3 separate regions of the Mus musculus genome follow, and regions 2 and 3 are each linked to region 1. Evidence: chromatin contacts called from ENCODE Hi-C or POLR2A ChIA-PET data. All regions are on one chromosome and are shown on one strand. Each heading gives the region's core, a stretch centred on a gene start or an enhancer-like site at or near the end of the contact. The rest is flanking DNA. Distances are from core to core; before and after follow the strand shown. Region 1 holds the start of Kcnk7 (potassium channel, subfamily K, member 7). Region 2 holds the start of Ltbp3 (latent transforming growth factor beta binding protein 3). Region 3 holds the start of Sipa1 (signal-induced proliferation associated gene 1).

Region 1 (4,190 bases), core at 105-2,604:
GCTGATTCTGGCTTTGAGAGACCCTTCCTCTTTATCTGTACTTCAGATGGAGACCAGGGAGCCCCATGCCTTCTAGGCAAGCGCTCCACAACTAATGTCTCCCCAGCCAGATCCTGACTTCCTGGGTTTGTCAGTTCTTATTTTTACCATTATTTCCAAATCTTCAACCTGTGGCATGCCATCCGCCTTCTTTCCCCAAATGTGTATCTGCCCGGGCTCTGGGTTATGGGAGGGAAGCAGGCAAGGGAACAAGACGTTCTGAAAAGAGGCAGCATGCACGAGAGACAGCATTTAGAGCCAGAGAAGCAGGGAGCAAGAAAGGGAGAGGTAGGAGACTGGGGCATGCTGGGAGAACAAGATCAGCAGGGTCCATGGGTTACAAAGGCCAAAGCTCCTAGGAGTCAGCTGTGAGGTAAGAGTGTAGTGAAGACTGGGTGGGCCAGCGGCCATGTGGTCTAGAGGCAGGCTCCATCCTGCTCCAGCCAATTGGAAAGGAAGTTAGAGATACATATTTCACTTTGAAAAGTATTTAGACTATTAGCAGGACAATGAAACAAAACCAACCCCCTAGGACTAGTTCTGTGCCTAAGCACATCTGTTCTCTTAGCCAGGAATTTCGCTAACCCGACCTACTTCTGCACCCTGTTCACTGGGCTCTGAGCACATCATCACCACTTCCTCCCCTCAGACTTCCTCGAGGGCGGCTCTAAGCTGTGCTTCCTACAGCATCTCTCTAGCCAAGAGTCTATCCCACCCAGATGTATTCTCTGTCTGGCTTCAGGCCTATGTGACCCGGGTTTCTCTGCTGGATGCAGAGTGCTGAGGGGCGGGGCTGGGGAGGCCACACCCCTCCTGGCAGCTTAAGTGGAGGCACCAGTTGGGGTGTGTTGTGTGGGGAGCCCCACTTGTGATGTCAGGTCTGATAGAGCCGTGGCTTTGTCTGGAGCTTTGGGGTGGGGGAAGGGCTTGCACCCTAGAGCTCTTGGGTCCTCCTCCTGGTTTGCTTGGTGGTAGTGGTGGTAGTGCCTACCGGTGGTGGTGAGGATGCTGGCAGTGAACAGCAGAGCTGAGGGCAGATCCCAGTTGCTTGTCTCTGAGCTGTTGCCCAGGCTGGAAACTCCATGGGCCTGTGCTCTCAGGACCGCACCTAGCAGCTCCTCCAGGGCCTCAGGTGGCAAGCAGGCCCTGTGCTCTGCCTGGAAGCTAGCCAGTTCAGCCTGGACCTGGGCCTGGAGGTGGCGAGCTGGAGGGCCCTCCAGGGCCTGAAGCACCACAGCCCCAAGGCCCATGGCCAGCAGGTGGGCCATAAGCAGGAGCAGGTATCGGGCCCATGGTTTCAGACTCCCCATAGCATGGCACTGAGTCTGGGAAGGTGAGGGAGTAGGCTAAGCCACCAGTGGCACCAGGGAGGGGCTGCGAAGGGCGTGGCGGGGAGGAGGTGCTGCGTGGGTAGGCGGCTGAGATGACTAGAATGAACGTGAATGAGGGAGGTGAGCCACAGCACGCCCAGTTTCTGGGGCAAGACATGGCAGCCGGGCACTGGGGGTGGGCGGAGGAAGACACTGTGGTGAGAAGACTGACTGGGTGAGAAAAGCCTGGAGAGATCCTCACACGAACGTACGCAAAGTCACGCCTCCTTGGTCACATATGCATCACTCATTCAGACACCAGGGAAGATGACAGACACAGGTTTGTCCTCTCCTGCTGCTCCCATAAGAAATCTGCTGACAAACTACCAGGGAGCAGCCTGCGGGGAGGGCAAACTTCCCAGGAAAACTCTTTGAAGGAAGTAATATTCCAACCAGAGAACAAGCTAGTTATGGTGCTGGAAAGATGGTCTGCTGTGAGGAACACTTGCTGTTCTTCCAGAGGACCTTGGTTCGATTCCTGGCACCTACATGGTGGCTCACGACTGCCAGTGACTCTAGTTCCAGGTTACCTGAGAGCCTTCCCCTGGCACAGGTATACCAGGTACACTTGTGGTAAAGACCCATGCAGGCAAAACAGCAATCTATATAAAAATATAGGGCCAAGTGTGATGGCGAATGCCTTCAAGATTTCTGTGAGTTCAAGGCTAACCTGATCTACAAAGCAGGTTCGAAGTCAGGGCAATAGAGTAAGATTGTCTAAAATAAAATAAAAGTTTAAAGATAACATCAGGGAAAAAGTCATATAGGAGTCAGAGACCAACCATGAAGAAGGGGCTGAGGAGACAGGTTGTTGTTGGCAAGTAGACCAAAGATCTTGTGAGGATGCTGAAGCATTCTGGGTGGGACAGTGATCGCCTAAGCAGAGGGTGGGAGAGGCTCTGTGGGACTCAGAATAGACACAGTTGGAGAGAGCATGAGGTAAGGGCGCTTGGTGTTCCTGACTCTTTGTTCTGGCTCTTGCTGCAGATCTCCTGCCTCTGCCTGGCTGGACTGCAGACCTGGAATGGCTACTTTGTGTAAATTGGGGGAGCTTCATTCATAAACCATGGAAGGACTGCCCTAAGGCATTGACTGGGTGGGAACCTCAAGGCCAGGTCCAGGCCACCAGGGAGGGTCACCATGCTTCCAGGTGGGTGGGCTTCCCCATATCCAGAATATGAGAGGCAAACCCAGGGCAAACCCTTGAGATTTTTCCCAGAGGTGAGTATCTCCCTGGGGTGAAGACGACACATCCTGGGAAAGGTTCCTAGAGATGACATCGCAGCTGGGCCTAGCAGGCAGACAGGGACCACCGGCAACAAGGAACCTCCGGGCAAAGCATCACTTGAATGGTAGAGATGGCTCAAGGAAAAGCCTGGCAATGGTGAGAGGCTGGCTGGGCTGGGCCTTAGCGACTACCCAGTTGCTGGGCTTGGTCCTAGGAGAGGAGGCACAAGGCCTCCTAGCTCTGCCTCAGCTACTTATCTGCCCAGAGTTCTAGGGGCATGAAGACAAAACACCAGATTACCTCCAAGAAAGGTGACATTACATTTGGGGAGACAGCTTACAAGTTTATTTGGCTTCATTGGCTCCCCAAGCCAAGGCTCCAACCTTGGCGGGGCAGTAGAAAGGCACCCAGAGAGCCCCGGCTCCAATAACTTCCAGGGTTGGGGGTCCAGGAACTCAGCCTTGGAGACAGGGGCCACAGTAACAGGACTTGGTCAAAAGTGCTGGTGACACCTGAGGTCAGCCCCTTTCCCCTGGACCTCCCTGCTCCCTGCTCCGCTCCTGGGGGCAATTCCCTGAGACAGGCTCTGGTCCTCCTAACCAGCTAGGTACAGTGTCAGGCCCCAGTGGGGCAGTAAGTCAGGGGTCCCTACAGTTTGTAGGCATGTGGGGTGTAGCCCCCATCCAGTGTGAAGGCTTTCTGTGCAGTGTAGTGTTCCTGACCCCCAAAGGGTCAGAGTCCCTGGGGGAAACCAAGGCAGCCACAGAGGCCTCCTGGTTCCTCTTCCAGTGTATGCTATGCCTCCTCGAAGGCAGCCGAAGCGTGGGGTGTGGTCTGGCCCACTCAGGGCCCTGCTTCTGGTGCCCATGGGGCCTGGGCACCCATGTCTTTGGTCTGCGTCCTGCAGTCCTGGGAGCCTCCCCGGAAGGGGTTGGCAGGTGGGGAGTCCCAGAAGGGATCTGAGTCTGGGAATAAGGTCCACGGTGCCCGTCGGGGTGCAGGCTGTGGAGAGGGCAGGGGTGAAGGCCGTGGCCCAGCTGACACGAAGCTCCATGGGTCAATACGGCTACGGAGTGGTGAGGGCCGAGGTCGGCTGATTAGGCCCAACGGTGGTGAGCGAGGGGTTCCAGGTGTGCCAGGAGCAGAGCGTGATATTCCTGGTGGGGGTGAGACGGTTCTCCCTATGGGGGTATAAAAGTACGGGTACATGGTTAGGCAGGCACCCACTCATTCTTAGATGTCCCTTGGAGAAACTGCCCTGCTCTTGCCTGGGCTTCTAGCATTTCAGGGTTATGGGTAGCCATAGCCTTGTGGGTTCTATGGCTCCTTACGTTCTGAGATCATCTGTTCATCCCACAGTTTCAGGGTCAGGCTGGCTTAGACCTATCTGGGCTTGGTGACTTACTAGCTGTAAGAACCCCAAGCCTTTGCATCTGTATGCTCTGTGCTCCTTACAGTTCCTCATCTAAGCAGGTGAGACAGCTTAGCAGTTACAGGGGCTTGCTGTCATGACTAACAACCTGTGTTCAACCTCTGGCACCCAGGTGGTGGAA
Region 2 (4,476 bases), core at 786-3,285, 36 kb before region 1:
CACCAGGCCAAACTTGAGACAGTTGAAAGATTTCTGTTTGGGGGGTGAAATATTTACCCCCTTCTGCGTGAATTCCTACCCTTGCTCTCATCTCTCCAACCCCTTGTACGCTCCCTCTTCAAACTGAGCACCTCCCAGGAGTTCTGTGTCATCCGAGACCCGAGCTTAAGCCTCAACCCTTATCCAATACTTAAAAGCCCAGCACCTCACTCTGTCTTCCATGGACCGCAGCCTCTCAGAGCCCTGGCCCCAGATCCGCGATCGATGTATCCCAGCTCCCCATCTCTTATCCCCAATGCTCCACTCTGTTTCCTGCCTGGTGCTGTTGCCTGCCCTTCCTTATGTCCCCAGCCAGAGCCCCCTGGCCCTCACCCACGCGGAAGCCAGAACCGGTGAGCGTGTCGGTGCTGTGGCCGTTCTCTCCGATGAGCGTCATGTTGGAGCCCTGCTGACAGCTGTCCCGACACTGGCCCTTCAGACAGGTCCGCTTGCAGATCACTGGCGCAAAGACCACCTTGAAGCGTTCGCGGGCCAGCGCCCCGCCCCCGCCTGTGCCCCGCTCGCCGGCCGGCCCACCCTCGGCCCCGCCGCCGGGGCCCAGCAGCGCCAGCAGGAGTAGTGCCAGCAGCCCCAATGCCCCGGCCTGGCGCATCGCAGGGGCCAGGCCGTGGGCAGCCCCTCGGGGCCCGGGCATCCGGGGCCGCACGACCCTCGGAGATTGGAGGTCGAGCCCGAGCAGGGGATCGAGTGTTGGTAGCAGAGGGCAGAGCGGGGCGAGAAGCCAAGGGTAGGGAGGGGACAGCAGGAGCGGCCGGGATCCCCGTTGCGAGGGAGAGCGATGGAAGCTGCACTGAGGGTAGAGCGAAGAAACTTCCCTGGCCGGGAGAAACCCAGCCAGGCCCCGAACTGAGGCCGCAGCGAGGAGGCCGGAGCAAGTGGAGGCGGAGAGGAGGAGCGAGGGGAGAGGAAGGCCGGGCGGCCAGCCCGCTCCGCGCCTCCCCCTGGCCGGGCTCCTCTCCCGCGGCCGCCGGGAAGCAGGGAGCGCGCGGGGAGGACGCAGGGAGAAGTGAGCAGTTGTTTTCCCTGGCTGGAGCGCGCCGGCGGCGAGGGGGGCTGGGACGCTGGCCCGGGGCCAGGGAGACAATTTTTTTTTCTCCTCTCTCTTTTTCCTTCTGGTTCAAGCGTCTTTCGCTGCTGCCCGGAGAAGCGACGATGTGCGGCAGGGAGGGCGCCGGTTGGAGTGGGGGCAGCCCCCTAGGTGCCCGCCCCGCGCAGGAACCGACCTGGGTTCTTTCCAGAAGAATCCTCACCTGGGGACTCCGCCAGATTCCTCCGGGCGGGGTGCAGAGGCCTGTGCACACCTCCCCCGCCCAACTACTTTTCCACCTGGTCAAAATGGGGAAACCGAGGCAGATGGTCCTTGCTTGGAGGATCAGAGGTCTGTTAACTTTTGCCCATTGGCCTTTGTACATGTAGGGGTTCTCGAAGCCCTGAAGTCATGGGTCCTTATTCCTGGTCCTGTCTTCTCTCGAAGGAAAGGATTTAAGCAGGAGAGAGCACCTTCTGGCCAGGGTTTACTGGCCGGGGAGAACCCTGTGGCCTCAAGAAGAAGAGCAGAAAGAACAAAGCTAGAAACCTGGCTTCCCTGCCAATGTTCCCCCCCCCCCCCCCGCTCCTTAGAGGGCTTCCTGGTGCCCACCCTGCCACCTCCCCCCTTCCCCTCGTCTGGCCTGGCTGGCGGCGCTGGCTCTGGGCCTCAGACACTCTGGAATCGCCAAGGTCTGAGCTCAGGGCCTGGCCCCCTTCCCAGGCTAACAGCCGGAGAAGGGAGTGCTACTTGAGTGCTCAGGGGGCTGGGGAGAAGCCCAGCAGGGCCCTGGGGCAGGGGTTGACAGGGGGGTGGGGAAGGGTCTTGAATTTGCTCAAGGCTGTAGAAGAGCTAGACTTACTCACTGGTCTGAAAGGGGAGGCTGTGGTGTCCCGGATCTGGACAATACTGTGAGAACGTGCTAGGAAGCCCCAGGATCCAGTGTCTGACTCAAAAGAACTTAGTAGGGCTAAGGGTGACCAGGGTCAGAACCATGCCAAGTCTGGTTCATGCCAGGCCCTCTCCAGGGGAATCAGGGGGTGGTAATCTGATGGGAAGAGGGGGTTGGGCTCGGCTTTAGGCACACCTTTCCAAAGAGCTAATGGTGGTTTTTTTTGTTTTTTGGTTTTTTTTTTTTTTTTACTTTAAGGCTGAGTTTATTTGGGTAGCTTCGGAGGGACTGAGGGAGGCCATTTGATGAGTTCTGCTTGAATTGCTCAGTAGCTCAGGCGCTGCTCAGTACAGCCTACTGCTGCAATGCTGGCAGGGGGTGACCTCTGTGTCCCAAGAGGATTCCTTGCTGCTAGAATCTAGGAGGACTTGGGAGGGGGGACCCCTCCCCCTGCTCTAGTAACACTGTTGCAACAGTAACACTGAATACTTTCCACCTGGCAGGAGTGGTGCTGAGCGCTCTTACATTCATTTTTTCCTTTGAACTGGTGTAAACCTGACCCTCCCCTGTGCAGAGTAGGCAGAGGCTCACCTTGGAACAAGGCGCTGTCAAACAGTCCAGGCTTGGAATCTCGTGCTCTCCAAGCCTTGGAATTCTTGCCCATGGAATGAGATCTAGTCACCCAACTGTGAAACAAAAGGAGTGGTGGGCTGTGGGGGTCTGGGACAGCTTCCTTCAAACACGCTTTTCCATAGTGAAGGGAAGTAATGAGGGGAGCCTTGGGGCATGCTGGGAAGCCGAGAAAGGTGAAAAGGACTGCAATGAGTCTTGCAGAGTCAAGAGTGAGAAAACAAACAAACAAACAAACTTCCAAACCAAAAAAAAAAAAAAAACCGCTGTCCTTTCCAAGTCAGAGGAAAAGCCAGGCGAGCAACACGGTGGGAAGGGCAGAGGGCAGTGCAGCTGTGGTCTGAGTGGGTATGTAAGTCACTGTGAGGAATTTGGATCAGCGGGCACTGTATCAGGGCCGATGAGGATCTGCCCACCGCACACCTCTTGGAAGGATGTGGCTGTTTGATTTGGGACTGTGGAAAGTCGCGCCATTGTGAAGTAAATGATACAGAGAAGCAGGTGATGTGGTCTCAGGGTTTGGCTTCATCCCCTGGCAGGTGAGAGAAAAAGACAGGAGAGGGACACTATGGAGGTCCCTTTCAAGTCTTCTGAGCAGAGACACCTGAGCCCATGACAGACTGGAACATAGGCTCATTCCTGAGCACACAGGGAATGTTACTCTGTGGGAAAGGTGACTCAGTAGTTCACGAGAAGGGCCCACAGAAACAGGCAAGCTGCCATTCTTGTGCACCAGGGAGGAGAGATAGTTATCCCAGAGACCCAGTAGGGGCGTCAGAGTGACATGAAAGGAACTTGATGTGGAAAAGCCAAAAGGAACATTCTAGAAGGAGTATATGACCAGCAGCATGTGTTGCTGTGAGTGGGAGTGGAGACAACCCTTGTCTTGGGCTGCTGCAGGGACTCAGGGTCAGGAAGGAGCAATGAGTCCAGCTTAGATCGTCTGGCAGTGACTGTCCACAGATGTGATCTTTGGTAGACTCCTTAGGCTCTCAGGGCCTCAGCAAGGAGTGGCTGGTACCCTTCAGGCTGGTGAGTTAAGCAGGGTGGAGAGACTGTCTAGGAAAGACACCCCCTCCTGCTGTACTCACAGACTAATATCGGAGGGAAGACCTTACTCATCACCATTGAGGAGACTATGAGAAAAGCCTTTATATGCCCAGGCTAACTGAAGAGAACCCTGGACCTGAAGCTGCAGGGCGGGGGGGGGGGGGGGGGCGGGGGACGGACCTCAGACAACTGTGGGCCCTCAACAGACCCCTGAGTCCCTCCTTGCAGTTTGTCAGAAAGGAGCCCAAGCAATAGATGCTATCTCTAATCTCCTCTTGTTTCCAATTTTGCTGGTCCTGGCAGTGCAGTAGTATGACCACCTAATATACTGCAGGGAAGTGGAGCAGATCTGCAGGGTAAACTGAGGCAGCTGAGCACACTCGGCCACCATGCTCTACTGCCTTTTCCAGCCTTCTTGACAGCCATCCATAGCCGCCATCTTTGTAGAAGACAATTCTGTAAGGCCAAGGAGACCATGGCCATTCCAGACCATTAAGGCAGGTCTTCCCCAGCTGTCGTCCCTCCCCTGGTGTGTGCTGTCAGAGCTGTCTTTTATTTATTTTGTGTGTATATGTCTGTGTAGTTCTGTATATGGGAGGGGGACTTGTGCACATGTGGGGGGTTTGTGTGTATTCACTTGCTAGTGGAGACCAGAGATCAACTTCAGATTTTTATTTTTGTTTAGAAATACTTCTTTTGCTGGGCGTGGTGGTGCACCCTTTTAATCCCAGCACTCGGGAGGCAGAGGCAGGCAGATTTCTGAGTTGGAGGCCAGCCTGGTCTACAGAGTGAGTTCCAGGACAGCAAGGGCTATTCA
Region 3 (4,526 bases), core at 206-2,705, 41 kb after region 1:
CAGTATTCCTGAGGGTTGCACACCCTCCGGTGCCCCAGGTGACTGGCCTGTCCCTGCTGAGGAACGCGAGAGCCCGGCTGCCCAGCCCTTGCTGGAGCATCAGTACTGAGGAGTCAGCCTGGCCTCTGCTGGATCGCATCCCGGGACTCAGTAACTCGGACTCTGCTGGACTACAGAACTGATTGGCTTTGGCTCTGGTGTCTGCACCCTGATATCTGGCTACTTCAGTGTCACAACTCAGTGACCTAGACTTCTCTCCCTGATCCGTGGCCTGGATCCCAAACTGAGGCAGCAGCCTCCTAGCCAGGCCCTAAGAGCCAAACCCATGGGCTGGTCCCTCATTGGAGCCCATGGCCAGGACTGACTTTGCCTCTGGGGCCTGCACTGCCCCCAAGGCTGGCCTCCTTAGCCTGGACCTGGGGCCCGATATGTGGCAAGGGTGGGTTCATTCGTTCTTTTGTCATTTTTCTTTCTTTTTTTTTCTGTGCTTCAGAGACACCAAATTAATAACACTATTTTTGATTTTGGTTGGCAGTTTTATTTTCTGTGGGACGAGGTGAGGTTGGTAGAGGTGCCGGAGGCAGGGAGGCTGAAGTCAGAAGAGTGTGAGGGATAAGGGGTCAGACTGCTGGGCTCCAGGCAGACATGAGGTGGGATGGGCTGCCTTCCTCACCTGCCTCTGCCTTTCTTTTTTTTTTTTTTTTTTTAATGGTTTAAGAGCTTTATTATAGAAATGCAGGGGGGAAGAGAAAAGGTAGAGAGAGAGAGTGTGTGGGGACGGGGAAGGCTAGAGAAGAAGAAAGAGAAAGGAGAGAAAAGACAAAGGGAAGAGGAGAAAGAAGTGAGAGGATAAAGGAGAGAGCTGAGCCTCTGCTTTTCAAGCAGTCCTCTATGCCCAGGTGGCTCACACATCCATCAGCCTTGATCTTGATCAAAGACTGCTCAACCTCATTTGTTCCAAGCTTAAAGAAAATAACAGGTGAATAGAAAGGATTCTATTTCGTTTTTGAGACAGGGGCTTACTATGTACTCCCTATGTACATCAGGCTGGCCTTGACCTCAGATCCACCTGCCTCTGCCTTCAGAGTGCTGGATTTAATGGTGTTCGCCATTGCATAAATGGTAGCCTGTGTAGATCAGTTATCTAGCTTGGCCCAGCCCTTAAAGAGTGAAATAGTTTCTGGCCCTAATACCTGCTGTCTGCTGAGCCACAGCAGGACACTAAGTGGCCTCTAGCGCTCCAATTGGTCTGGAAGGCAGGTACATTTGTTCCCATTTCTCGGTGAAGTCACTGACTGGGCTAGGACCGGGAGTTAAAAGAGCAGCTGAAGGCTGGGACAGAGAACTTCAGGCTGTCCGGGGCTGCCTAGGTTCCTGTCGGAGGTCCCCACCCACTGTGCTTCCCGCCTTAGACAGCTCCCGGGTAGTCCCGCCCCTCCACTACGTACCGCCTCCATCCTGGCCCCGCCCCCAGGCGGAGCGGAGGCGCCGGGAGCGGTGTGAGCAGGCAGCGGGACCTTGGTGCGGAAGGCAGCGGTGGCCAGCTTGAGCCCGAGAGGTACTGGCGGGATCAGGGATCGGGAGGCACCAGGTTCGGGCTGGATACCCAACAAAGTAGCCTGGACGTGAACCCTTGTAGTGTGGGGAGGAACGGGACTATTGGCTGCTTTCGCTACACGTACCCCACCCAACCTCCTGCCCCAGTCCAGCCCCGAGTCAGCACGTCCAGTGTTCTGTCTCCTGCTGGCAGCTCCCACTCCCTCCTCTGCATGAGCAGATTCAGAGCTCCACTGAGTGGATTCATTGGTTCTGGACTTTTCTCAGCAATGCTGGCAGCTGCTCCTGCTGCTGAGTGTGTGGGGCTCCCCCTATTCTGGGGCTCCCCTTTTCCCAGTGTGACCTCTTTCCCAGCCTTTGCAATCCTGAGTCTGGCCTGGGAGGAAACATCTGCAGCACTCCCTGGCAACAGAAATAGGGTCACGACCTCCAGATGTGCTGGGAAGCATCCAGCGCCTCCTCCTGGGGCAGCCAGGCCTTCCGGATCTGTGGGGGCGGGGCACCCCCCTTTTCCCCCCTCAGTGACACAGGCTGCAAGGAATGTCCTGGCCTCAATGGACCTTGTGTGAAGATGAGGGGTGGGGGGCAGAGCCCAAGTACACCCCTTAAGGCAGGGCCAGAACAAGAGGGAGCTCCTGGACTGGGCTGCACACATTCCCAGGGCTCCTCCCGGCACTGCGGCCTCAGTCTGTGCCCACAGCTTGGTCTATGGACCTGGGGCCTGCACAGTTCACACACGGACATAGTTGGCTTCACCTTTCAGTTTCCAAGGAGTCTTCAAAGAACTCATGAAGTGCAGCATCAGAGCTTATCCTAGAAGACAGACAGACAGACAGGAAGACCCTGAGGAGGTCTGCTCTTGTTTGGTTCTGGAGACCCAGCTGAGGGGCACCGTGGAGCTGCTCCCTGTCCCCTCCCAGCCTGGCCCCCTTGATGCCACTGGATGATGCAAAAAAAAGTACTAATGGAGGCCTGCCCCTGCCCCAGCTGTTGGCTCCATTCCTAGCTCACGCCGAGGTAGGCTCGGCCTTCTCACACCTTTTGCACCTGCCTAGTGTAGCTTCACCACATTTCCGCACTTAGTAGGTCCCTGGGGCCTTGGGTGTTTCAGCCTTACATCCTGTGAGACCTTGAGCCTCTCCCGTCTCCCCTCACAAGGCTGCCTTACTCCTACGCACACGGGCAGAGTAGGCAGGTGCAGCTCTGACAAGTCCAGAAGCAGCAGTTCTCAACCTGTGTGCTGGGACCCCTTTGAGGGTCGAGCAGTCCTTTCACAGGGGTCACACTTGAGATATTTATCTTCTTCTTCTTCTTCTTTTTGTTTTTCAAGACAGGGTTTCTCTGTGTAGCCCTGGCTATCCTGGAACTCACTCTGTAGACCAGGCTGGCCTTGAACTCGAAATCTGCCTGCCTCTGCCTCCCCGAGTGCTAGGATTAAAGGCGTGTGCCAACACTGCCCGGCTCATGTTATGATTCTTAAGGGCAGCAAAATTACAGTGGTGAAGTAGCAATGAAAATAATTTTCTGGCTGTGAGGTCACCACCGCATTAGGAACTGTATTAAAGCGTCACAGAGTTAAGAAGGTTGAGAACTACTGCCTTCGAGATTCAGAGACAAGGTTCAAATTCTAGTTTGAACATGGAACTAATTCAGGCAAGCTCATCTTCTTAACTGGGCCTCACTGTGACCTGTCTCACTGGGTTCAGACCTCCCTGTCCATGCATGTGAGGCCAGGTAAACAGACATCCACAGGGTCCTGTTGGGATTAGCCTCTCTCACCCCTGGGAGTGGGCATAGTGACCTGCAAGAGGTTAGTATTAGTCTTGTCCTTTAGACTTAGGTGTCTTGGGTCCCATGACTGAGCTGTTGTGACCCTAGCACCTTCCTCAGGATATAGGAGCCAAGCAGGGGGCTGGGCTGAGTTGGGGCCACTTCCTGTGTTATAGGAAGTCCTCTCACCACTGCTTCTGTCCTGCAGCAGCTGCCCCAGGAGCTCCTGTGTCCTTGAGGTATTGAGACTGCGGGAATTGAGGGCACTGAGTCTAGGCCTTGGGTGCTCAGCTCTTTGGGGACCCTGGAGGAAGTGGGAGGTACCAGGGAGGAAGGTCTCTGGGGACAGGACGTCCTCCCTTTGTCAAGTGGGCAAGACTCAGACACCAGTGACTGCTTTGATTTCCGTCCTGGTGAAAACTGTCCAGAATTTGGTGGCAACCCTCACTTTGAGCCTAGTTCCACAGCCAAGGTGTACAGGGGAGAACTGGGAGGCCCCGGTGCCCACTAGACCCAGTCACTAGCACCCCGAGAGGCAAAGCATCCCAGTTCAGCTCCCAGCCTTGACCTAAGCCTGGGATGGGGGCTGGAAACTTCAGCCCCAGGCAGACAAGGAAGTGGCCAGGAAAGCGGAAGCAGCTTTGATGGTCCCGGAGGGGGCCGGAAGCTAAATGGGGTGGTGGAAGACTGGGCTGGGGGCCTGAGTTCCTGTTTTCTCCCCAGGCCCATCTGAACAGCCCCCTCCTCCTGCAGTGCAGGAACCACTGAAGCCTCAGCCTTCTGGCTGGGCACCAAGGACCCGTGCCCACCAATGCGGCCCGGCCCCCAGAGAGTCAGGCCCACAGAGCACGCCCATGTGGGCCGGCGGTGTGGGGAGCCCTCGGCGGGGCATGGCCCCTGCACCTACCGATGACCTCTTTGCCCGTAAGCTTCGCCAACCTGCCCGGCCCCCACTGACACCACATACCTTTGAGCCGAGGCCAGCTCGGGGCCCACTCTTGCGCAGTGGCAGTGATGCTGGTGAAGTCCGGCCCCCTACACCAGCCAGCCCCCGTGCCCGTGCCCACAGCCACGAGGATGCCAGCCGCCCTGCTGCAACCCCTACTCGGCTCTTCACTGACCCACTGGCACTGCTAGGGTTGCCAGCAGAAGAGCCAGAGCCCACCTTCCCGCCAGTGCTGGAACCCCGGTGGTTTGCT

What was found. A loop is a pair of places that touch in the nucleus more often than their neighbours do. ChIA-PET counts read pairs that join two places held with the same protein, here RNA polymerase II (POLR2A).
Region 2: a loop to region 1 is called in a map of regulatory T cell, with 2.3 times the contacts of the local background. The contact joins the promoter of Ltbp3 here to the promoter of Kcnk7 in region 1. A Hi-C loop is called at or near these places in 1 of 37 maps with a recorded cell type or tissue (regulatory T cell). POLR2A ChIA-PET finds 5 or more read pairs at or near these places in 3 of 5 experiments (Patski and embryonic stem cell).
Region 3: a map of T-helper 2 cell shows a loop between it and region 1 (1.8-fold over the local background). The contact joins the promoter of Sipa1 here to the promoter of Kcnk7 in region 1. A Hi-C loop is called at or near these places in 2 of 37 maps with a recorded cell type or tissue (T-helper 2 cell and heart). POLR2A ChIA-PET finds 5 or more read pairs at or near these places in 3 of 5 experiments (Patski and embryonic stem cell).

The regions. Positions count from the first base shown.
Region 1 is chr19:5,701,635-5,705,824 of GRCm38, reverse strand. Kcnk7 (potassium channel, subfamily K, member 7) reads right to left here and starts at 1,354. Exons shown (of 3, transcript NM_010609.3): 1 at 1,031-1,354. The coding sequence starts at 1,349. It overlaps Map3k11 (mitogen-activated protein kinase kinase kinase 11), which reads right to left. Exons shown (of 12, transcript NM_022012.3): 12 at 2,960-3,818. The coding sequence ends at 3,481.
Region 2 is chr19:5,738,459-5,742,934 of GRCm38, reverse strand. Ltbp3 (latent transforming growth factor beta binding protein 3) reads right to left here and starts at 2,035. Exons shown (of 28, transcript NM_008520.3): 1 at 1,950-2,035; 2 at 373-1,600. The coding sequence starts at 694.
Region 3 is chr19:5,660,636-5,665,161 of GRCm38, reverse strand. Sipa1 (signal-induced proliferation associated gene 1) reads left to right here and starts at 1,455. Exons shown (of 17, transcript NM_001164480.1): 1 at 1,455-1,558; 2 at 3,536-3,566; 3 at 4,051-4,526. The coding sequence starts at 4,182. It overlaps Pcnx3 (pecanex homolog 3), which reads left to right. Exons shown (of 35, transcript NM_144868.3): 35 at 1-527. The coding sequence ends at 109.